3 separate regions of the Mus musculus genome follow, and regions 2 and 3 are each linked to region 1. Evidence: chromatin loops called from intact Hi-C (ENCODE). Cell type or tissue: left cerebral cortex. All regions are shown on one strand.

Region 1 (8,000 bases):
TTGAATTCCTATCAATCAATAGAGACCTCAGTAACATTTCCATCAGTCTACTTGTGAAACTCTGATGTATCCTCTTTTGAGGTGATCCCTGCAGGTATCAGACAAGGACATGAACCACTCAAAGAGATAAGAATGAAAACCTGGTGCAGATTGACTTAGTCAACCTGGATCAGACTTTGGGGAGTCTAACAACAGGTGGTTTATTCCCAACGTGTCTAAGCCCAGTATAATTTTTGGGGAAAAAAGTTTCCTAGTGTAACACAATTGCTGATGCACAAGAAAGAGTAATTACATTGAAACTCACAGTAGTGTTATTTCTTCCAAGAAGACCACCTCTGGTCTTTGTTTTGGGAGCATGGGGGAGCCCCTGGCTATAAAAGTTATGTTTACATTACTAGCCACCCCCTAGTCCTGGTTGTGCAAGCTTGTGGGAACTCACTGGATGTAAGGATCATTTACAAACCTCTGACCTTGCTTGTAGGAGCTTGACATGGCCTGGCCCAAAAGAAAACACAGATCACCAGGTTGCTAATTACTTCCAATTCCTATCTTGCTGGATGGAAGAACAGGGTTTTTTCCTATTGGAAAAATAATCCTGCCTGCTTCACATTCCTGGTTTCCCTGGAGATCTGTGGGCACAAGGATCTTCATGCTCTGCTCACAACCTTCTTTAATATAAATCCATTCTGTAAGCCATGTACATTCATGTAAGACTATATTTACTGTGTGCTATATGGTATGGGAGTTAATATTAGTGATTAAGATTGGAACAAAAGAGCAGAGCATATTGGTTGAGGTATTTAGCTTTTAATCCTAACACTGGGGAGGCAGAAGCAGTCTCAAAAGGGGGGAAAAACTATAAAAGTGCATACATTCACCTTGGTCAGACTATAAAATATGTAGGATTTATCCAGCAGCATGCTGGCATTCCATTCACTGAGCCTTGAGGGTTTATTTTTATTCAATAATCTCTGACACTGGTGCAGAGACACATATGCTTGTCTATGCTCATAACACTGTTAATTTGTAAAGCTTCCTTTGCATTCCAGACTGTATTTGTTTCTGTGCCTGGATTTGAGCAGCATGTATAAAGTCAGAGCTCATCCTGTCTCAGGCATTCTTCATCGATCATTTATTGAAGGAGAGTTTACCATTTGTCTCACAAATGCTAAAGCCATCTTTAAGTTAGTTTTCCTGTTGTTAAATTTGCTGATTCCTCTTCCTTTTGGTTCCCACTTTCATGAAATAGCTTTATTTCTATTAATTAATTAATTAATTAATTTATTTATTTATTTATTTATTTATTTTGCAGCTTCTCGTGCTTCATGTATTAAAGCAAGTCCAGGCTTGTATAGTTTTATTTTGTACCGGCAATCATTACGTAAGGATCTATTTTGTTATTGTATATTTTTGCCATCGTTTTAATTTTATTCCATTTATACTGTTCACTGAACATATAATCTCTTTCTGATGTGAATGTAACACATGCTAAATTTATTTTTACCTACAGGTTATTCTCAGTTTCGGCTATGAGTCAGAAACACACGCACGTGTTATCTGCTCCTGTAAGTCTCTTCATTTGACAGCATCCATTCCGTCTTCCAGAACTACAGGACGTTTCAATTTATTTTCAAACTCTCTCTAAACTCTCGTGAACTTCTCCTCATCCCTGTGTCCATTATTTGAGTCTATGCCTACTTTTGATTTCTTTTGTAAAGAAAAGTAAATAAGTAGGTAATATATAAATTGATAAATATACCTCTATATAGCATGTCGGTTTGTAGAGAGACTTAATGTGTACATTTGTTTTACCTAGACACTGTAACTTTCAATTTCATATGCAGTAGTCCCCTGTGACTCATTTTCTGGCATTTGTCGGAGAGTACATTCTCCAAGAATCCATGGGGGAAAAGGCTGGCATGTGTGCAGGAGAGGGGAGTGGGACTGTCCCACTTTGGGGGATTAACTCTTTAGGCATTACACCTAACAATTTTTAAAATCCCACTCCTGCATATAAGTAGCAGATAATCTAGAAAGATAATATTAATCTGCCTTTATACTTTTACCAAGCTGCTGCACAGTTCCCCCGCATAGCAGTACCCTAGTTTTCCAGCACTGCTAGCTTCATAGTTTTCCTGCATGGCTCTACTCCATCTTTCCTGTATTCAAAGCCAAACTCGCCATTTGTCTGGAACTCTGTTGATGGAGGACTATTCCTCCTTTCCGGAAGGGCAAGTCTTTGTTTTTGTTTGAAACTCTGGGCGATTTCAGTCTGATTTGTTTCATTTATTTCAGGTTGTGAGCAAGAAGCATCACTCAGATGCATATTGCTATCTCTTATGATTCTTAGAAAATCTCATTAGTGTTGAAAATTGCATTTTCCTCTTACAATCTCTTATCTCCTCCTCTTTCCTTCTCCCTTTCTTTTTTGTTGCTTTGGGTGTTTTGTGGGTGTTTGTGGTGTTGGCAATGGAATGCAGGGCCTCAGACAAGCCAGTCAAAAGCTGTTCCCTGAAGCTGCATCCACGACCTTCCTTCTCATTTTGATACAGTGGGACAAAAATCCCTGACCTCATCTTTCAAACTACTAATTTTCAGTTCTACTCATGGTGCTACACAAAGTTTTCAATTTCTCCTTCCCACCCCATTTCTCCCATCCTGTTTTGAACATGGCTTCTTCGGGAGCATGCTAAACAAGCAATTCTACAGCTCTATAGCTCTCTGTTCCTTTGTTTGTTTTGTGTTTTGTTGTGGTATGGAGTTAAAGTCTCTCAACAAGTTGCTCAGACTTGGCTTGAGCTCTCTGTGGCTAAGGCTGACCTTGAAATTCTCTTCCCTCAGACTCTTAAATAGCTGGGATCACAGGCATGGACCACCAGACTGGGTTCTCCGGCCCAACAGAGTCAATCTCTGTCTCTCTCTCTGTCTCTCTCTCTCTGTCTCTCTCTGTCTCTCTGTCTCTCTGTCTCTCTCTCTCTGTCTCTCTGTCTCTGTCTCTCTCCTCTCTCTTGTCTCTTTCTTCCCCTTTCCATCGCTCTCATCTCTTCCTCCCACTCCCTCTCAAGACTCAGTGGGTATTACTCCTGGCTCTGCCACCATCAAGAGATGGGGCAGAAGGTGAAAGGAAAATTGCAAAAATGGAGATGGTAATATTCTGAGGGTGCCTGAATTCTGCTTTATCGTTTTTTTATTCTGCAAGACCTGTGTCCTTTTGTCACAGGATGATGACAACTGATACTACTGGTTTTGTTTCTCCTTTGTAAAGATCTTCAGGAGGAAGGGGCAAACTTCTAAGTAAACACTTTCTTGCTCCCATCAGACTTTCCAGCCATGGCCTCTTTTGTTGTTAGTTTGCCCTGGCAGCAAAACCAGAAATATCTGTCTTCTGGTGTGTCTCATCTCATCTCATCTCATCTCATCTCATCTCATCTCATCTCATCTCATCTCATAGAAAACCCCAGAACCCTCTCTGTTTCTGCTACCTCCTGAGCAATGAGTCTTGAAAACAGGAAATAACAATTCTGATAAACACATAAACAGGTCTAAAATTCTATCAGACAAAAAGGGTTTTGAATTTGTATAGCCCTTAATTTTGGTTTTGAATTTTTATGATAAGGAGTTAATGTGAAAATAACTTTACAAAGTTATAAAAATAAGTCTATAAAAATACAACATAAAGAAATTGCACTGTTATTGAATATTAATGCAATGCTTTTTTTAAAAAAGTCATCGATTGCTAACTAAATGAATTATAATAAGCAGGAGGAGGAGGGGGAGGAGGAGGAGGAGGAGGAGGAGGAGGAGGAGGACGAGGAAAAAGAAAGGAACAGGCTATGACAGACATCTTCCACTAGGCTTTCAGAGCACAGAGCACACTCAACTTCTTTGAGACTTAAACTTATTTTTATCTGAGCTCCCCTCCTACAGAGGACGCTAAAGGGACTTTCAGACTCACGCCTCTGCTGTACAGTTGTTGGTATTTCCTCAAATTTCTTATAGAAACAAAATTACTGCCTGGGCCGGATGGAGCCTAAGCATGTGTTAAGGTCCATGTACGCCACTTCCTGGCTGTTCAGTACTTTAGTGGTGACACACACAGTGATAACTGCAAAGATAATGATGAGGATGGATATCGGCAATGACATTTTGGTACAACTGCTTTCTTGAGACCGAGAGCTTGCTCCCAGATGAGTGATATGTACTGATGTGTCTTATCTCTATTGTTGCTTACTGTAACCCAGAAGCTACAACGCCCTGTTCAGCATTTAGGGATGCATTTCACATTTGCTGTTCTGTCTCGTTCTCCAGCCTTGTAACATGGGGTATGAGTCACTGAAGATCCCAGATCCTCGGCCTCCAGGAACTCACCTCTTTCCCTAAGACCAATGCAGTTACTTTCAGGATCAGAGTCAAGCCTTAGGGAGTAAAGGAGTGTGCCAATTAAACACCAACCTCTATTCTCAGCCCCTCCTTCTGCTTCCCAGCCTCTCAGGGATACCTTCTGAGGACAACTTCCTTGGAAATGTTAAGTTCATGATTTTACCTTTCACACTCTCAGCAAACCTTCCCTGTGTTCTGCTCTCACAGTGACTTCCTGGCTAATTGGATTTGAGAGGATTTTTTTTTAATGGATAATGTCTTATTTTGCCTGTCCTCTTGAAGGGTATTCAAATAATTATCAGCAACCTACAAGGCTTAACTCAAGGGAATGAAATATGTGGTAATTTTCAGCCCTGTGGCAAGGGTAGGGGAGAAATGTCTTTGAATCACAGGGTGTGGGGGTGGCACGATTCTGGTTTAAGATGAGCTGAGTCACAGGGTGTGGGCAGCTCTGCCTACACTACCCACTGACAGGTTACAAAGCTCTGTGAGAATCAACCTCAAGATACAGGTATTTAGAGGCTGAAGACCCAATCGCCAAAGAATAATGAAAGTCAACAGTTTGGGAACCACTGCAAACATAGCCCCATGTATGTATAAATGTATGTATGTATGTATGTATGCATGTATGTATGTATATATGTATGTATATGTTATACATCAGTTTATTTGGAATATTTTAAAGAGATTTTTAGCAATTTTATTTGCTCTTTGCTGTGTATTTCATATTACATAAAAATAGTAAGGTCAACTAATTAGGAAACTATTTACAATTCTAGATTTCTTTTGTTTTGTTTTTCTGGTTTTCTTACAATGGCCTACAAAGTCTCACCTGGTCTACACCCCCAGATCGTCCAATTTCATGCCATTGAGTACCTGCCCCAGTCAAGCTGTGGTCTCTCTATTCCCTTCCCTTTGATCTAAAATCTTTCCCCAGATTTGTTTCATAGTTACACATTTCCCAAATGCTCCATAAAGCATAGCACTTGCACATCAATCCCTTGTTCCCGTCTGTCTTCTGTCTCTGTTTTTTTTTTTTTTTTTTGAACCAAGGTCCCACACAGCCCAGGCTGACATTAAATCGCTATGCAGTGATAAGTGGTCTTGAAATAATTATCATGATCTTCTACTTCCAGAGAGCTCACATTAGAGGTGTGAGCCACCACACTTGTTTTGTTTTCTGTTTTCCTTTTTCTTTTTCTTTCTTAATTGGCTATTTTGTTTATTTACATTTCAAATGTTGACCCCCTTCCTGGTCTCCCCTCCACAACCCCCCCCCATCCCATCCCTCCTGCTCCCTGCCTCTATGAGGGTACTTCCCTACCCACCCACCCCATTCCTATCTCACCACTCTAGCATCCCCCTATGCTGGGGCATCAAGCCTCCTCAGGACCAAGGGCCTCCCCTCCAACTGATGCAGATAAGGCCATGCTCTGCTACATATGCAGCTGAAGCTACAGGTCCCTCCATGTGGTCCCTCTTCGGTCCCTGGAAGCTATGGGTGGTCAGGTTATTTGATATTGTTGTTCTTATGGGGTTATAAACCCCTTCAGCACCTTCAGTTCTTCCCCCAACTCTTCCATTGGGAACCCTGTGCTCAGTCCAATGGTTGGCTGTGAGCATCTGCATTTGTATTAAGTGTTGGTAGAACCTCTCAGGGTACAGCTATACAAAAGAATTCACATCCACAGCCCTTCTTTATTTACTATATACCCCTAATTATCAACTTTTGAAATATGTTATATAAACAACAGGTAGTATTTTCTGGCTGATGCTCTGGTTAGTAACTAAGGCTTTACAAGCTGTTGTGTACAGCTGAGATGGTTTTGTTCTGCTCTTCTTTTCCTTTATTACAGTGTTGTATATCAAACCCGGGGCCTAACCCAGCATAAGTGGCCACTCTACTCCTCAACTATATCTTCACTCTTGGAGCTTGACGTATTCATCATCATGGCAATAATGCCTATCTGTAAATATGTATAGGTAAAAGAATGTCAATAAAATCAATGCCCAAGTAAGCAACCGTGTGAAAGTATTCCTTTCACTCCTTACCATCAACCAAGAACTAGCAATCAGTTATACTTTATGGCTGAAATGGTAGGTTATGAATGATGCTTTTAGAATGGTCTTATACAGTTGCATGACAAAGGCAATTTGGATTTCCTCAACATGGGTCATATATATTAAATTTACTGTCCTGTTTTGTTTTAGACATTTTCGCCATCGTAGCAAGAGAAACAACTAGAGTTGTTATTTGAACAAACTGTTCTGTTTTGTCCCTAAAATTCTAGGGAGTTACTGGAATCTCATCAAGTTGGGAAAGTGAAAGTTCCTTGATCTTGGTTTTCACTGATAGCTAAAGAGTTGTTGGTATTTCGATGTAATATTTCCCCCCCTGAGGGGAAAACATGTGAAGAGTTACAGACACTCTGGGCTGCCTGTCTCACACTCCACTTTCAACACTACTATAGTTGGTTTCCTTCCAACCTAAGAGGTTATGAACACTGGCATCTCAATGGACCTGCTTCTGTAGGTGCTTGAGTTAACTTGCGGTTCCGTCTGGGTAATGAGTTGTAGAACACTGTTTTTCATCATGACCCCTTACCCATTCTGATTTGTGGACCAACAGTAAGAGGCTGGAACTATAAATGCCACAATGAAAACAAAGTATTAATCCCTTCATATTGATGCAACAGGAATATCTTATGTCTTTAACAGCTGAAGCAACACTAAAAACCTATTTTTTCACTGACTATAGAACCAGAGAAATAATCATCTTTTGTTGGAGATATTGGGCCAGTAGGAAAGTACTACAGTAAGGAAAAAAGCCCCTAAGAGAGGAAAGGTTTATTTTGGCCCATGGTTTCTGAAGTTTCAGACCAGAATCACTTGGCACTGTTGTTTCTAGATTATAGTAAGTAGGCAACCAGAGTGAGAGGCATGTGGAATAGGGAAGATTCTCACCACATTGCTTAGAAGAGAAAGGAAAGCAACAGGGAGACAGAGGCAGAGGACAGAGGAAGAAAGACAGAAAGAAACAAAGACAGAAAGAGAAAGAGAGAGACAGAGACAGAAAGAGAGTGTCCATGGACAAAATACAGCCTTTGTAGTCATGTTGCCAGCAATGAATTTGTGCCAAGCCTAGTTTAATCACTTTGAAAACTATTCTTTACTAAAGCCATTGCATTAATGGAAATTTTCAACATACAAACTAAATAGAGGACAAACATCAATAACACAGGATGTGATTTCTGTAATTATCACCATCCTTTAATCATCTTTCCCCTTCTCAGTCCTAGAAAGGTTTTCCCAACCCTAAAGAAGGTGAACCCAGTATTTCTCTTTCAAGCATTTTATTTACCCTTAATTTCTTTAGCAAGATCAAATAAATTTACTGAAATGCTATTTGAACCCAAAATTGAGTCTTTCCTAAGGGTAATATATTTAAAAAGGAAGAACTGGGTGTGTGTGGGGGGGAGGAGAAAATAGATTGTGATGCTTGGTATATTTTTGTAGTAACTTGCCAAGTTACACATATCTTCTCTGGAATTACGCGTTTCATTGTCAATCAAAAATGAACGTTTAATTCTTAGGTCCGTGTCAGCTACTACCAGTCAATT
Region 2 (8,000 bases), 220 kb after region 1:
TTATCCTTCGGAAGAAGTCAGAATTTTCCTATGACTTATAGATGTAAAACAGAGACTGTGACCTGGGAATCTGAAAACAAGATGTGGGAGAGGAAAGGGTGGGCCACATCTGCTGAGGGAGAACTGGCACACAAGCAGTGAATGGAAAGCCTTCTCTGTCTCCCTGTCAACAGAAGAGCATCCTAATACAAACATCCAGGATCCGTTACATAAGATGGCCAAGAACAGAAAACCCCTCTGGCCAACTGATTCCACTGATCTTGCTGTAAAATTCAGATAAAAGTGAAAAGACAACAAAGCATTAAAAGATGATGAGCAAAACTGGGGGGGTGGGGGGCAGGGAGGACAGCAGCGCCAGTTTTCTTTATGACTGGTAGGGAGCAAGAGTATAAAAGACGGTATGGACAGTACAGCTCGCAGGGAAGCAACGGGTGGATCCCTTTGTGTCCTGGACTCAGCATCAGGGAAGGCTACAGAAAGGGGGCATTACATCATCATCACAGGAACTCTGGATCTCCTGACAATGTGTGGTGAGCCTGGCATGCTGGCTCACGCTGATGCCAGCACTCGGGAGACCAGGGACAGAGGACCATGTTCAAGGCTCCAGCCTGATTCCATGGTGAAATGGTGAGGTGTAGCTACCATGATGTGGGGTAGAGAGTGAGCTCCTGTCCAAAAAGAAAACTCTATGACTCAGAATGACGTGCTTGTAAAGTTTAACAGCTGAGCAGATCAAATCATTTAAAGTGTAACAACTTTTTTTTAAAGTCACCCTTACAGCGTAATATATTCATAAACAGTCCCTATCCAGTAGATGAGAAATACCCATAATTTCCCTCCAGATGCCTCTTGGGCAGGGACCCCAAACTAGCTCAGCTACTGCACTCTGCAGAAATACAAGGGAAGTAAAGCTCTTGAAGCCTGATGACAAATGTGCACTTTTAAAAAAATACTAATTATTTTTCAATATGCATGTTTTAATCATCACTTAATGACCCACTCTGTTAACCTAGTCAATTCTACTCCACCTTAACAGTGAATCAGAGACTAATTTGTATAGAAACTGGTTTTTGTTTTGTTTTGTTTTGTTTTGTTTTGCCTTTTTGTGGCTCCGGAGACTAAGAAGTCCAGAATGAGATGTCTAGACTGTCATGTGGACCTTTGTTCTGTGTTCTCACATAGAAGAAGAGCAGAAGGGAGAGAGAACTCAGTTCCCATGAGTCACCGCATGATTCCATGCTTCTTACCTAAACATGTCAAAAAAAAAAAAAAAAAAAAAAAAAAAAAAAAGACCTCGCCTTCCAACACTGCCGAATGTGGGAACAAAGTTTCAGTACACTTTCGGGAACACACAACCAGACCATAACATTTATGCAACGCATTTCCATTCCTACCCAAACTAATCATTCATGTTGATTATGATGAGGTAGACTTCAATAAGATAAATTCATGATTTTAGAACTTGACAGTTTCATTTGTACGTAATATAAACTACAGCTTTTCTCAGGGACTCGGGGTCTGCATAAATATCTATCACAGCAAAGATATGTATTTAGTCAGTTTGAACTTACTGCTTACTTAAAATAATTAATGTGCAAGTGTTCTGAGGAAAGGCATTTAGGTTAAAAGAATAGAAATATATATATATAGGATGGCCTTCACCCATAAGCATTTAAAGAGAGTTGAAAATAGCCTCTTTTGATAGAAAAATCTGCATTACTGTCTTCTGCACCAGCCATTCACTTGAAACAGATAAAAGTGGACTGGGAAGGATACTAAGTCCTTAAAGTGCTTGCCATACAATGGTGAGAACCTGAGTTTGGATCCCCAGGACTAGTAGAAAAAGTCTGACATCACAGGACTGATAAACAAAACATCTAGTATCCCAGGGCATGCCTTGGAACCTCAGCGCTAAGCAGGCAGAGACAAGACAATCGTTGTGGCTCATTGACCATCCAGTATAGCCAAGCAGTGAGCTCCAGGTTCAAGGAAAGAGCCTGTCTCAGAAAATAAGATGAAGAAATCGAAGAAGATACATGGCATCAGTTTCTGTTCACCCCAACACACACTTGTACATGCAAACACACACACACACACACAGATGTAAGCTAGACAGATCATAATGATGAAGATGAATGAGTGATAGTTATAGGTGATAGACAGGAAGGTTGATAATAGATAGATAGATAGATAGATAGATAGATAGATAGATAGATAGATAGATAGATAGATACATACATACATACATACATACATACATACATAGACCAATAATAAATAAACAAAACATACACTTTAGTAAATAACTAGTAGTCACCTTATACTGTTTAGTAAATAACCATTAGTCACCTTATAGTGTTTAAAGTCCTAACTCATAAAGAGGATACTATTGAATATCTTTCCTGAGGTGGTTGGTTGCCCTCTATATGAAGATTAAATTATCAGCAGATATCAGTAAAATACATACTCATTATTTTTGCTCCTAATTCATGGATGCTAGATAAGACATAATTAAAGTATTTTTAGTATTTTCTTGTCTTCTGTCTTCTGTTGTCTAATATGAGTATGTGTATGCCCATATATATGTGTATATTTCACCTGATTATTCATTGTTGCTGAACATTTTCTTTAAAATATCCCAGCCACAGTGAACCGCTACACTTAAAGTCTATTGGAAAGGGTCTAAGTACGTCCTTTGAAAGGCTTTTCGTAATGCCAAAGCTTTATCACGAGATTCTGCTGTGACTGACTTATTCTAAAACCTTGAAAATCAGTGGTCTCGGTATCCTACATTCTTCGACCACTCAGATCCCACAGTGGTCTCAGCATCCAACAGCCAACAGGACATTGGACCGAATCTAACATTTATGAAAATATCCCAATACATTAACTGAACATTCTGTCTGCAGTCATGTTATGAAGGAGTGCAGCCAGAAAAGTAGTAACTTTTATTAAGAGCAAACCAGGTACACCAAACAGTATCTATCATGTATCTTCAACCAATCTGCCTGTGTATGTGCGCTATGTGTATGCATACATACGCACATGAATGCATATGCATGTGTGCACATATAGTTTTATTATGAATTATAGTTAAGTCTACCAACTAATCATTTAAGTAATCATTTTTCCTGTTTGACAAATGATTATCAGGGCAATGAAGGGAACAGTATTGTTAGTAATTATATCAGTCAAAGCTTCTCTAAGTATTTAATTGAGAGATAAACTATCAGCAGCGTTTGGTTTAACCAACAGTTTGGTTAAATGCATGCTAGGGGTGAGGAGGCTAGGAGTGAATTTTTCAAATCACTTGCCCAAGTTCATAGAGTAAGGAAGAAAACCCTGCTATTATTCAAGCCCATAATTTTTTATTTCAATGTCCATGTCTAGTGAGAGAATATGTGATAGATTCACAGTTTGAATGGATGTATAACCAGGATATCTATAGGAATTAGTAGAAGATATAGACATGACAAAAAACACACACACACACACACACACACACACAAATCTAACTTGATACATCCCGGTCGTTCTGTAAATTGAAAACTCATTATCAAAATATATCGGAATTCCTTCACACCCTTAGGTTTCATAAATAGCATACAACAAAAACCGTAATCAGAACAGGCAAGTGGGTTTTCTTAAAAAGAAGTCTGCTTGGATTGGGTTTGTACTGAAGAAGAATAGACATCGTGAGTCACAAATAGTGTTCTGCAAAGATTGGGAGCAATCAGACCGGTTTCCTCAGGAAACAATGAGGACTCCAGGAATGAGGAGCTAGAAGCATCTCCCAATAAGACGAGAGCATGCCTAAGCACAGCTCACCAGTTCAGTTTCAATATTTAGAAAGACATCTAGACAGGTGGAGGCTCGGGCTTCTGAAAAGACACTTTCTGCAGCTTTCGAATAGAATTGAAGAGGAGTAAAAATAACATCAGGGCAAAGAAGCAGTTCTGGAGAGAGGAACTGTACTCAGAAAACATTATTGAAATTCTTTGCCTTTAGCCTGGCCATGGAAATATGCTTCTCTGTTTTATTTCAATTTGATTAGTTCTTCTAATGACACTACAGGATACCAGAAATGATTGTGCCATTTGGGAAAGGGGTGACAAAAATATTATGATGCCAATACAAATTAGTATGTCAAAATAACTCCTCAAAGGATATGCTAAGCCATGCAGGGGGATAGACATGGATTATCCCAGGGCTACATGCACAGTTTTCAGAATTCTGTTAGGCAAAAGAACCCACCGTCTCCAATATCATATTTAAATGTATAACCAGCATTCTCTGAATTAACCAAATCGTTTTATTACGATAATTAAATTTGGACATTTACTTGGATTTAAGAATATGTTTAATTGCTTTTACAATTTAACTCTGACCCCTCAGTTCATATCTGTAAACTTAATTTCTACTGTGATAGTATTAAGAAATGGGCATTTAAGAGACAGTTTAAGCCACGATGGAGGCAGAGCAGAAAACCCTCCTAGGTTGGATGCGGGCCATTGTAAAAGGCTTTGAGGAATGGCTGCCCTCCTACTCCACCTCCTCCCAGGCTTCCTCAAGGCTCTGAGACAAGCTGCACATGTTGTACTCAGCATATGCAGATGCACAGAGCAGCTTTCATTTCCTCAGGACACTTGGAAGTCAGAATTGCAATTCCTTGCTTAATTGCTTGTCTCTTTTGCTAGACTGTAGGTACTGGAATTAAGTACATCTCAGCCACAACGGTAGACCCAATATGCAAGTGAGTGGCTGGGTTATAACCACCACCACACTGACAATAGAGATGGCACAGATAAAGAGACAGCTGTTATAGCATCATGATATAATGTGACCACAAATGCCATTATTGTGAGAATAAGCATTTTCCAGCTTCTGGAGATAAGCAATTTGCATGTCTTCTTCCTCTTAATTGTCTCAATACTCTGAGGGTATATGAACTATAATTATTCACATATTATAAGTAAAGATATGTTTACACAAAAAATCATATCAGTTGCCTTAAGTCAAAGCCATGGCAATTTAAAGGAATAGCACTTGAACTTAGAGGTTTTGCTTAACACCATTGTGTTTCCTAGCAGTATTTATTTCTGTTGCGTGTTCAGAAGTGAAGGGAATGGCTCCTTAAAAGTTTGAGTTAACAGAGTTTTGGTATCAGACTCTGTTGCTGTTATATCTCCTACACTGCACTCTCGCTCATTCACAATACAATCTTGTTTTCAACTGCGCTTCAGTTTCTTTACAATTCTAATTGGGATTCCTCTTTGGAAGTTAGACAGCCGTCAATATGCAAGAAGTTTATGAAATGCAAAGGTTTTAGTAAACATTTAGGTCTTCCTGTATCAATATCTTCTTAACTTTTATGTTAATTTTTTGGCTATTATATGTTTTTATTCCTTTTCTTTTTTTCTGAAATTATAATGACTTCATGTCTCCAGTTCCTTTCCTCCCTGCAAGTCCTCCCATACACCCCTCCTTGTTCTCTTTCAAATTCATGGCCTCTGTTTTTAATTTATTGCTATATGCATATGTGTATGTAACATATAAAATATATATACTCCTAAGTAAGACCTGCTCAATCAGGACGATGTTACATATATGTATATTTTCAGGGCTGACGACTTGGGATTGAATTACCAGTTTTTTATGTTCTTCCCTGAGTAAGACTGTCTCTTCCCCCAAATTGGTATGGCTAATGCTGTTGCCTTCTTCAGCTCAAGTTTAGGCAGTCAAGTTGGTGAGACTTTATGGCATAGCTTGGACATTATTAGGAATCAGTCTCCATTTTTCACTGAATGCCCTACTTGACATTAGTCAGATGCATCTGGATGGGAAACTTCTTGCTATATGGGAGAAATCATTATCTATTTTGTACTTGATATAGGTTAGAGGCCAAATACCTTCAAAATGTTTGGCTTTCCCTGTCCAGTGATAATCCAAGCTAATATAAATCTCTTAAAATCTTGTATCAAATAATAATCTACTCTAATCTAAACAAAAGTTATAGCCAGACATCTTTCCTCTAAGGAGTGGCTACACCTTGGGAGCCCAGTAAGGACACTCATATCAGAGGCTCAGGAGTGACTCCTGCAGTAGGGAAGGTCTATCGGGCATATCTGTACATTCTTTAGATGGCTTCAGTCTGACTGAAAGAGTCTGAGACACCAACGTCTATCCTTCCTAGCTTCTAATACAGGCTTCTCATAGCCCTAGTTAGGTTTCATTTGTTTAATACTCTTTTCCTGGAAGAGACTGAGAAAAGAAACAGCTTTAATTTTCAATTCAGCAAGTTCTGTCTCACATAATTTCTCAAAATTCTGCTGAAGTTTCTTCTCTGATGTTTCTTTTCTTCTCTTATTTTATCACAACTACAAAAAAAAGCCATTTGTCACTTTCTACTTTTTCCCCTGCCTGGCCCATGAGTTTATTAGAGTCCCTGTCTAGTCCCCTCATCATCGTAGACTGCAGGACTGGGAAAGTCCATGCTACTTCATCAGTCTTCAATAGTTCTTTCTCTCATGCCCTCTGCAATGTCTTTGCAGCTCCTATGATCCATTTCCATTGTGTTCCCTCAGCTTTCCACTACGGCTGGGCCCCATGGCCAACAGCAAATTCCTTGTTTGATTATAGTAGCTTCACACTCACAGATTCAAATTCTGTTCTGATGACACCTTGCCTAACAAATCACTCCAAGGCTCTGTGGTTTAAAACAAGAGCCACCAGGGAGTTATCATTGCTGATGGTTCTCTAGATGAAGAGTCTGGGAGTATTGCAGAAAGAGCTCATCCAGGCTTGGTCATATTTTTGGCCTCCTGTTACCTTAAACCCAGCTTTAAGCTGAAGGCCCACTAACATTATTTCTAGGTTTGAATATACTGAGTGACTTCCTACCTTAGGATCGCTTCCTATTCTTCCCTGCTCCCTCCTCTGGATCTCTAGTCTTTCTGTTCTTTTCTTGGATTGTCATTCAAGTCTTCTCAGAGTTAATGTCATGGAGTGACTGTCCTGACACATAGCTCATATCTGCAGCCGTCACCCAGAATCCTGGGAGGGACATCACCTTGCTTAATGAGACAGAGGGTGTGAACTGAAGTCAAAAGGAACGCAAGAACCCTCTTGGGGAAGGAGTGTTAAACTATGAATATTGTAAGTATAATTTCATGCCAGCATATTCTTTCTATTCCTGAATAATGGTGGTCTTGTAAGGAGGAGCTATTCACAATTTAAGTATAGGCTTCTTTTATCTTCTTATGAACAGTGGCCAGTCCCAAAACTCAACACTCCTTGCATCAAGAGTGTCAATCACCCCTAAACTGTTTGCCCATGATGCTTCAGCCCCATATCCTGGGAAATAGCAGCAAAATAGAGTGAGAAAATGTCTAGCATAAATCCAACGTGTATACATTAATAGACATTTAAAAATATCTCTTAGGTTCTCACCATTCCTCCCTAGACAACAGAATTCAAAACGAAAAGGCAAATTTAGGAATTTGTATTGCCCTTGGGTGGAAGATTCTATATGAGAGTGAAGTGTGCTGTGATGTCATTCCAGATGCTAAATGTTATTAGAAAACAATAATTAGATCGTCTTAGAACAGCCTCTTCCTCTAAGAGAAAAAGGAAAGGAAAGAAAGAAAGAGTCGATTGTAATTTTTCTCCAAGTCTTAGAACTGTGTGCTCCAAGAGAATATCATTAAACATCAAGGCTCATCTCTTCAATCTGGAGTTAGAAAAAGCATTTTAATTTTACATGCACTTTTTTTCTTAGTAAGGAAAATGTTTCCATAGAATCTAACTCATGGGAATCATACTAGAATCCATTACACAGTGAAAATGATACAGAAATATCTCGCTGCCATTACTGGACTAAAAAGGCAGAGAACGGCAGCTAACTTGCACTACCCATTAACAGAAGAGAGAGAGCCCAGAAGCCCTATTCTGAGGCTGGTGAAATAAACATCTTCAGTCACTTCCTGCGGAGAAAAAAAAAA
Region 3 (8,000 bases), 270 kb before region 1:
TAAACATCTTCACATTTTTCTGAAGAAATTTTTAGATGTCATCATTCATTTATCTCTTCATTATTGTCAGATAGTAATTGGGTTGATCGCTGAGAATACTTTTCTTAGTTTAGTCAAAGGATCAATGGCTATGTGTTAATTGAACATTACCATATGTTTCGCATTCTAGTTAATTATTATGGAAATCATTAGTCAATTACACCAGGAGTTAAAGCAATCAAAAATCCATGATTAAGGAAAAATAATAATGTAAAATGAGTGTGATAGTTTGAGAATAGCCTTTACAGTCTCATACTTTTTTTAAAATTAGATATTTTCTTTATTTCAAGTGTTATCCCTTTTCCTGGTTTCCCCTCTGAAAACCCCCTATCCACTATCCCCCTCGACCACTCACCAAATGAGTGTTATAGTTTGAGAATAGCCTTTATAGGCTAATATATATTTTTTAAAGATTTGGTATCCACTTAGTGAAACTCTTTGGGAAGGATTGGAGGTGTAGCCTTGTTGGAAGAGATGTGTCACTAGAGATTCAGCTCTATGGTTTCAAAAGCCCATACCATTTTTAGTTAGCTGTAAAAATGATTATTAATATTCTGTACAAATTAATTAATGCTGGAAATTTTATGATGGCAATTATTCCTTAACCAGCTAGTCCCCCAAATTATCATATGGAGACTTTTAAATAGTTCAAAGCTTAGGCCTGAGCTGGGAAGACTCTCAAGTAGTTTGTCAAAGTTAACCCGACCACCTCGCCCTATCCAGCCATGTGGCTTTCTGTACTTTCCAGGCCTGTAGTCTTGTCCGTATCCTGGCACAAAGGCCTTCCTCTGTCTTCTCAGACCTCATTTCTTCCTCCCAGGAAGTCCCACCTTCTATTTCCTGCCTAGCTAATTTGCCATAAGATTAAAGCTAAACAGAACATGTCTTAGGTAGGTATGGAAGGAGAGAGATCCAAATTCACACACTGAATTTTTCCAAAAGTTATTTGTCTCTGCCATGTTCTCAAGATGTGAACTCATAGGTACTGTTCCAGCTCCATGTCTGCCTTCCTGATGCCATCTATGCTCCTGATAGAACAGTAGGTCATGGATTCGATGATGCTGAAATGATATGCACAAAGTAAACTCTGTCTTCTATGAGTTGCCTTGACCATGATGTCTGAGTGAAGAAATCGAGAGGTAAATAAGACAATGGGTTAGATGGAGGAAACACCAAGCTATATTTTTAAAATCCTTATCCTTAAGCCAGTATTTCCAAATTGTGATGGAACTGGCAAGGTTGTGGCTCAATCACATTCAAAGGAAAATCCTTAGAAACAGCCTCATTTTCATCTCAAACTGCTGGCACAGTGCAGCCAAATCTGCACACGTTAACCTGCCTCAAGGTATCTCGGGTTGTTGTCTATTCCATTTATCACAAAATAATTGACTTTGCAAAGCCTAGGGATATAACTCTCAATCACTGAGAAATTCTATAGAGCTTGAGAAAATCATCCTTGCCATAAACAAAATTGTGAATACCATCATACCTTTGAACTTATAACAACCATGAAAAATATAACATTTTAAATCTAACCTACACATTTCTGTTGAGCTCCGGAACCGTAAACATATAACCACAGAGTGTACAACTCCAAATGGTAATCCCCAAAACTCTCAGATCCTCACTGTCTACAGAAGATACTGTTATTTTTTTTTCTAGAATAAAGGTTTTGGTCATATTCTAGTTAGCAAATATTATATCATAGATGAAGTAACTTCTATCACATCATAAGCTTTGAAAGTACTTTGGGTTTCTCACTTACATCGAATGAGCCATTCTGCTCTGTGTATTCAATTTCCAAAATTTCTCTTGATTTTTTGTATTCAATGCTTCTACTTGAGGATGCTTGAACAAGTCACCCTTTCACCTCTTGGTCGCTCAACTTTTGCTTTTCCCATGTCATTCCATCCTGTAGTCAAATGTATCTTCTTAACACCCAGAATCAAAATCTACATTCCTCTGTTTAAAACTTTGTTGCATTTCCTTGCTCTTATATAAAGTTACCAAAATCATATAACCAATTATCAGGTCCTATAAATTAGATATTTGATTTTTACTGTTCTTTAACATTATTTAGTTGCTTCACTCTGTGTTTTATTTATGGACCTACATTGACTGTTTTTCTCAGCATACAATTTTACACATTGTGAATAGTGACTAACTATTGACTCATAAATAAAGTTAGAGGGTCATTCTCACCAGTTTAAAAATAGGCCAGATAAATATCTAATAATGAAATGGATGGTATAAGTAGACATTTCACTATATGGTCATGCACACCAACCTTAGTGTATAAAAGTTTCTGGAAAAAATTGGGTTTAGATTGTTAGCCCATAAAGGTTCATATAACTTGAAAAAGTTTGACCAGGGGAAAATGTTTCTGAATTTGCAATGACCAAAAATATTTAAAATCGAATTTATAATGGAAGTCAGGTCTATTGTATGACTTCATGGCTTCCCTGGTACTGAAGACAATTGCTTCCTTTGCCCTGAGAGTGCTGTTGTGTCATACAGAAAACAAGCAACATTGCCTGAAACACCTTAGCTCAGATTATTGGGTGTTATAAATTCCATGGGTCTTCCTCTATACATAAACCATGATTCTTTAATAGAACCCTAATGATTTGCTTGCAGAAAGAAAAAAAAAACAAAAACTTGTGATGCTTTCATGATGTCATCTTTTACTGTATACCAAACTGAGACTTGTTTGCATTATAGCATATTAAAATGTATCCTCATAATCACTCTTTCTAGTTGCTGACTGAACTCTCACAGAGAATCATTAAGCAAAATTTGGTTTGGGATTAGGATGGAACTTTCAGTATCTCTGAAACTGGCTTGTACGTACCTCTGTTTTGTTTTGTTGTTTTGTTTTGTTTTGTTTTGTTTGTGTGTGTGTCTGTGTATGTGTGTATGCTACCTCTTTATATTCAATAGTGTTCTGAGGTATTGATAATTATAAATAAAACTATCAATCATCTCTGAAAAACTCTAAATTGCATAGCACCAACTATTCAGCAAAGATTTAATTCTTTGAATAAAAAATAAACAAGCACATTTACTTCATTGGTATGCCAATTTGTTTTTATCTTATAAAATGGTAAAATTGTAAGTATACCAAATCCAAAGAATTGTTTTAAAATACTTTTAATAACTTATTATGAATAAATGTATGATTTGTATATCTACATTATATATCCAGATACCCACATGAAGAAAAAGTCATGTTTGGAAGATTAAGATATTACAAGAAATCGTATACTATGCAAAAATGTAAAGCCACTCAATAGTTAACTTGTATACGTAATCATTTTGAACTATTTGTATGTTTAGTTTTCAGTAGGCATCACTAATTGCCAGGGCAACCAAATGCCATCTTGGCACGTATGTATTGCTCCATGGCCCTTCCATTACTTTCAGCTTGGAGCTTTTTACTAGACCTCCTCAAGGTTGTGAAGCTTCATGGAGCTTCTTCATGCACCTATAGCACTGTGTTTAACTTAATAGTCTTGCTTTATACTATATTTTAATTCCTTATTTATGCTAGAACATTATTTATAGGATGTGAGCAAACATATCTTTTTATATTATATGTACTTCTCGTAACTTTAATATTGTCTGGCATCATGTACTTCATAAATGGATATATGCTGAAATAATAAATAGGAATTGGAAATTGTTAAACATCCTTAGTTTTCTTAGTTTTTCTTCAATCTAATTTTCACTGCTCCCATGATTCTTTCTCTACCCTTTCCATTATTTTACAAATCATAATTATATTTCTTGTTTTATTGTACACAATTCCTGAGACAGGTTTAAATTATTTCACATTATTCAATAAATATAAGAAAATATGAAACATTTAAGTTGTAATTTTTCTCAAAATTTGAGCATTGCTGGCATTTATATTAATCTTCATAGTCACAACCTAAGACTTTAGAGTGATGTGTTCATATATGAGTAAAAATAAAAGAAAATAGAAATATTACTAATAAATATACTAATATCATTAATCTCAAGTTACTTTATGAGCAACAAAGGTAGAAGAACTATACAATTATGCTGTGATGTAATTGCTTCAGGGTGACCCTGATATTCCAGGTAGCAGATTTATTTAGATGGTATTTCTGTCTTGCTCACTTTACACATTTTCCCAGTTCTTGATTGCAAAAGCAGATGGATTGCTGACTTTATTTTAAGGAAAATAAGACATTATGAACATAGCTCTAAAATATATTTCACTTGTTTATAAATGTGCTCTCTTGAAATGTGGCCAGAAGGCAAAATTCTTTTGCTGATCTTTCAAGCTACTTATTCCTCTAAGCATATGCAATGATGTAAGTGGCCCTGCCAGATGTGACTAATTATCACAAAGAACTTCCTTAATCTAGAATCCGAAAATGCCTACAGCTAAACAATTCTTATATTTGATATCCCAACCCTGATTTGCATAGGAAGTTGTTCATGCAGAAAATAACAAATCTGGGGGAAAAATGGCCTTCAAATGCTAAAGGTAGAAGGAAACTGGTTGTGGAAATACAACATCATGAGTTCTATGTATCTATAATTTACCACTAGTTGAAATTTAAATTGTGCCTGGCATCCAGTGATTTTAATAGTGCTGTGTTAGTCAGCGTTCTGTTACTATAACAAACATCTAAGAAAATCAACTCCTAAAAAGGAAACAGCTTGCTCTGGATCGGTTTCATAGGCTCCGGTCCATGATCCTCTATTAAAGGCATCACAAAATGAATGAGACAAATGAACAAGAGAGAAAAACAACAAGAAGGCTGCTTGAAGACATGTTTCCAATGACAATGACCTAAAGATCTATAACTATACTCCATGGCCTAAAGGTTATGCCACCTCATAGTAGCAGCAATGTAGAAACTAACCAAGCCTTTGCCACTGAAATCTTTGAGAGACATTTAAGATAGAAATCTATGACAAGCACAAGCTATATTCTGGTGGAAATTTTGAATAGGCAATAATTTTAGAAACAATCTGTCAGTGTCTTGAATAGGTAAGGGTAAATCTGTCATATAATTCAGTAATTTCACATATAGGCATCTACCCGGAGGAAACTTTACTTTCAAATATAGACTTATAGAAGATGATTTACAGCAGAGTAATTGACAACATTTGAAATACTATGAATAATTCAAATGTCCATTAACTGGTAAACTGATAAAATAATGTGAACGATCTAGCCATTTGGTATGTAATCAACTTAAGAAATATGAAGAGTAGATATTTGGAAATGCAACAATATCCTCAAGCTTCTAACACATGAAAGAAGCCAGATGGAAAAGACCCAGTACTGTATCATACATCATTAGAATGAAATATCTAGAGGATATAAAACCATAGACACATAAAGAGGGATATAGTGGTGGGATTGCCAACAGTAACTGGAAGGGACCCATCAGTGGTATTGGGGTCTGTTGGAAGTAGTACAACTGCTAGAAATTTGGTTTGTGGTGATGGATACACAACTCTTTAACTCGACCAGATACCCTGAACTTACAATTCAAGTGAGTGAATATTTTAACACATAAATCAAACTAAAGGTATGATTAAAAGATATTTTTAGTAATAAAATGTACACACATTGGTTCATATAGATATGTATATATGAATATATATTCATATACATATGGAATATATGTGTGTGTATACGTATATTCCTGCCATGGTGATGCTGCTGTCCACTTTTAGTGAAGTCTGATTACATCAATTAATCTGATTAACACACCCATCACAGACAAATCCAGAAGCTAGCTAACTCTTCACAATGTACCTAGACATTTGTTTTTTAAGTGGTTCCAAACCACTACTTTAGCTCAGTAATTGTAAAACTTCCCTGACATTTAATTAATATCCCTAGCTTATGAATTGAGGCTACATGAATTGTTTCCACCTGGATGGATTGACAATGGAGAGATTATAGAAATAAATACAAGCCTAGCTGATTCTTGTCTTGCTTTGGAAAGGTAGAGAGACTATGAAAAAATTTTCAAAATCCATTAATTTAGAAAAAGAGCAATAAATAGCTTCCTTAAATGTAAGACATGTGAGTAAAAGATCAAATCTGGAATCTCTCTAATGCCTTTAAAAATCACAACAAACAAAGAAGGATTTATGATGGCAATACTCTGAATTATTGGAAACCCCTGTGTAGTATCTCATGATATCAAATTGACAGTTCTTCTAATGATCTCAATAGTAAATTAATATAGTTGAATTTAACTTAAAACTGGCATTTTAAAATAGTTTTTTTTTGTTTTTTGCATTTTGCATTTTCTTTGATTGTTGTGCCAATGTGGAGAAAAAGAGGAACACTCCTCCATTGTTGGTGGGATCGAAAGCTTGTACAACCACTCTGGAAATCAGTCTGGCGGTTCCTCAGAAAATTGGACATAGTACTACCGAAGGATCCCGAAATACCCCTCCTGGGCATATATCCAGAAGATGTTCCAACCGGTAAGAAGGACACATGCTCCACTATGTTCATAGCAGCCTTATTTATTTATAATAGCCAGAAACTGGAAAGAACCCAGATGCCCCTCAACAGAGGAATGGATACAGAAAATGTGGTACATTTACACAATGGAGTACTACTCAGCTATTAAAAAGAATGAATTTATGAAATTCCTAGGCAAATGGTTGGACCTGGAGGGCATCATCCTGAGTGAGGTAACCCAATCACAAAATAACTCACACAATATGTACTCACTGATAAGTGGATATTAGTCCAGAAACTTAGAATACCCAAGATATAAGATACAATTTGCAAAACACAGGAAACTTAAGAAGAACGAAGACCAAAGTGTGGATACTTTGCTCCTTCTTAGAATTGGGAACAAAACACCCATGGAAGGAGTTACAGAGACAAAGTTTGGAGCTGAGACGAAAGGATGGACCATCTACAAACTGCCATATCCAGGGATTCATCCCATAATCAGCTTCCAAAGCTGACACCGTTGCATACACTAGCAAGATTTTATTGAAAGGACCCAGATATAGCTGCCTCTTGTGAGACTATGCCGGGGCCTAGCAAACACAGAAGTGGATGCTCACAGTCAGCTAATGGATGGATCACAGGGCTCCCAATGCAGGAGCTAGAGAAAGTAGCCAAGGAGCTAAAGGGATCTGCAACCCTATAGGTGGAACAACATTATGAACTAACCAGTACCCCGGAGCTCTTGACTCTAGCTGCATATGTATCAAAAGATGGCCTAGTCTGCCATCACTGGAAAGAGAGGCCCATTGGTCATGCAAACTTTATATGCCTCAGTACAGGGGAACGCCAGGGCCAAGAAGTGGGAGTGGGTTGCTGCGGGAGTGGGTGGGGGTGCATGTCGAGGACTTTTGGGATAGCATTGGAAATGTAAATGAAATAAATACCTAATTAAAAAAATAGGTTTGTGTGTGTGTGTGTTCCTAACATAATGGTTGTAGGTACAACTAATAATCCCATATTTTAAGCCCTAATTTTCTTTTTCTTTTCTTTTCTTTTCTATAATTAGATATTTTTATTTGCATTTCAAATGTTATCCCCTTTCCTGGTTTCCCTTCTGAAACTCTCTATCCCCTCTTCCCTCCCCCTGTTCACCAATCCACCCACTCCTACTTCATGGTCCTGGCATTCCCCTACACTGAGGCATCAAGCCCTCACAGGACCCAGGGCCTCTCCTCACATTGATGACCAACAAGGCCATTCTCTGCTACATATGTAGCTGAAGCCATGGGTCCCTCCATGTGTACTCTTTGGTTGGCGATTTAGTCCCTCGGATCTCTGGGGGTACTAATTGGTTCACACTGCTGTTCCTCCTATGGAGCTGCAACCCCCTTCAGCTTCTTGGGTCCTTTCTCTAGTTCCTCCATTGGGGACCCTGTGCTCAGTCCAATGCTTGGCAGAGAGCATCCACCTCTGTATTTATCAGGTACTGGCAGAG

The links. Peaks named below come from ENCODE experiments on the same cell type or tissue, not always from the same donor. Only the 100,000 strongest peaks of a DNase experiment are listed, where the experiment ranks them.
Region 2: a loop joins it to region 1, with 13 times the contacts of the local background. A loop is called at or near these places in 2 of 42 quality-filtered maps.
Region 3: a loop joins it to region 1, with 4 times the contacts of the local background. A loop is called at or near these places in 2 of 42 quality-filtered maps.

Annotation. Positions count from the first base shown.
Region 1 is chr10:112,478,455-112,486,454 of GRCm38, reverse strand. No RefSeq gene overlaps it. Among named protein-coding and RNA genes, the nearest start is that of Gm40764, 180 kb to the left of the region's middle. In left cerebral cortex, a CTCF peak has its summit at 3,891; DNase peaks (open chromatin) are centred at 2,410, 4,052, 4,364, 4,797 and 3 more places; H3K27ac peaks cover 2,182 bases.
Region 2 is chr10:112,260,221-112,268,220 of GRCm38, reverse strand. No RefSeq gene overlaps it. Among named protein-coding and RNA genes, the nearest start is that of Kcnc2, 5.8 kb to the left of the region's middle. In left cerebral cortex, no CTCF peak of the experiment used is centred here; DNase peaks (open chromatin) are centred at 3,859, 4,570 and 7,915; H3K27ac peaks cover 181 bases.
Region 3 is chr10:112,750,377-112,758,376 of GRCm38, reverse strand. 1700010J16Rik (RIKEN cDNA 1700010J16 gene) reads right to left here. Exons shown (of 7, transcript NR_040579.1): 3 at 1,805-1,951; 4 at 966-1,158. Among named protein-coding and RNA genes, the nearest start is that of 1700010J16Rik, 27 kb to the right of the region's middle. In left cerebral cortex, no CTCF peak of the experiment used is centred here; DNase peaks (open chromatin) are centred at 4,380 and 4,740.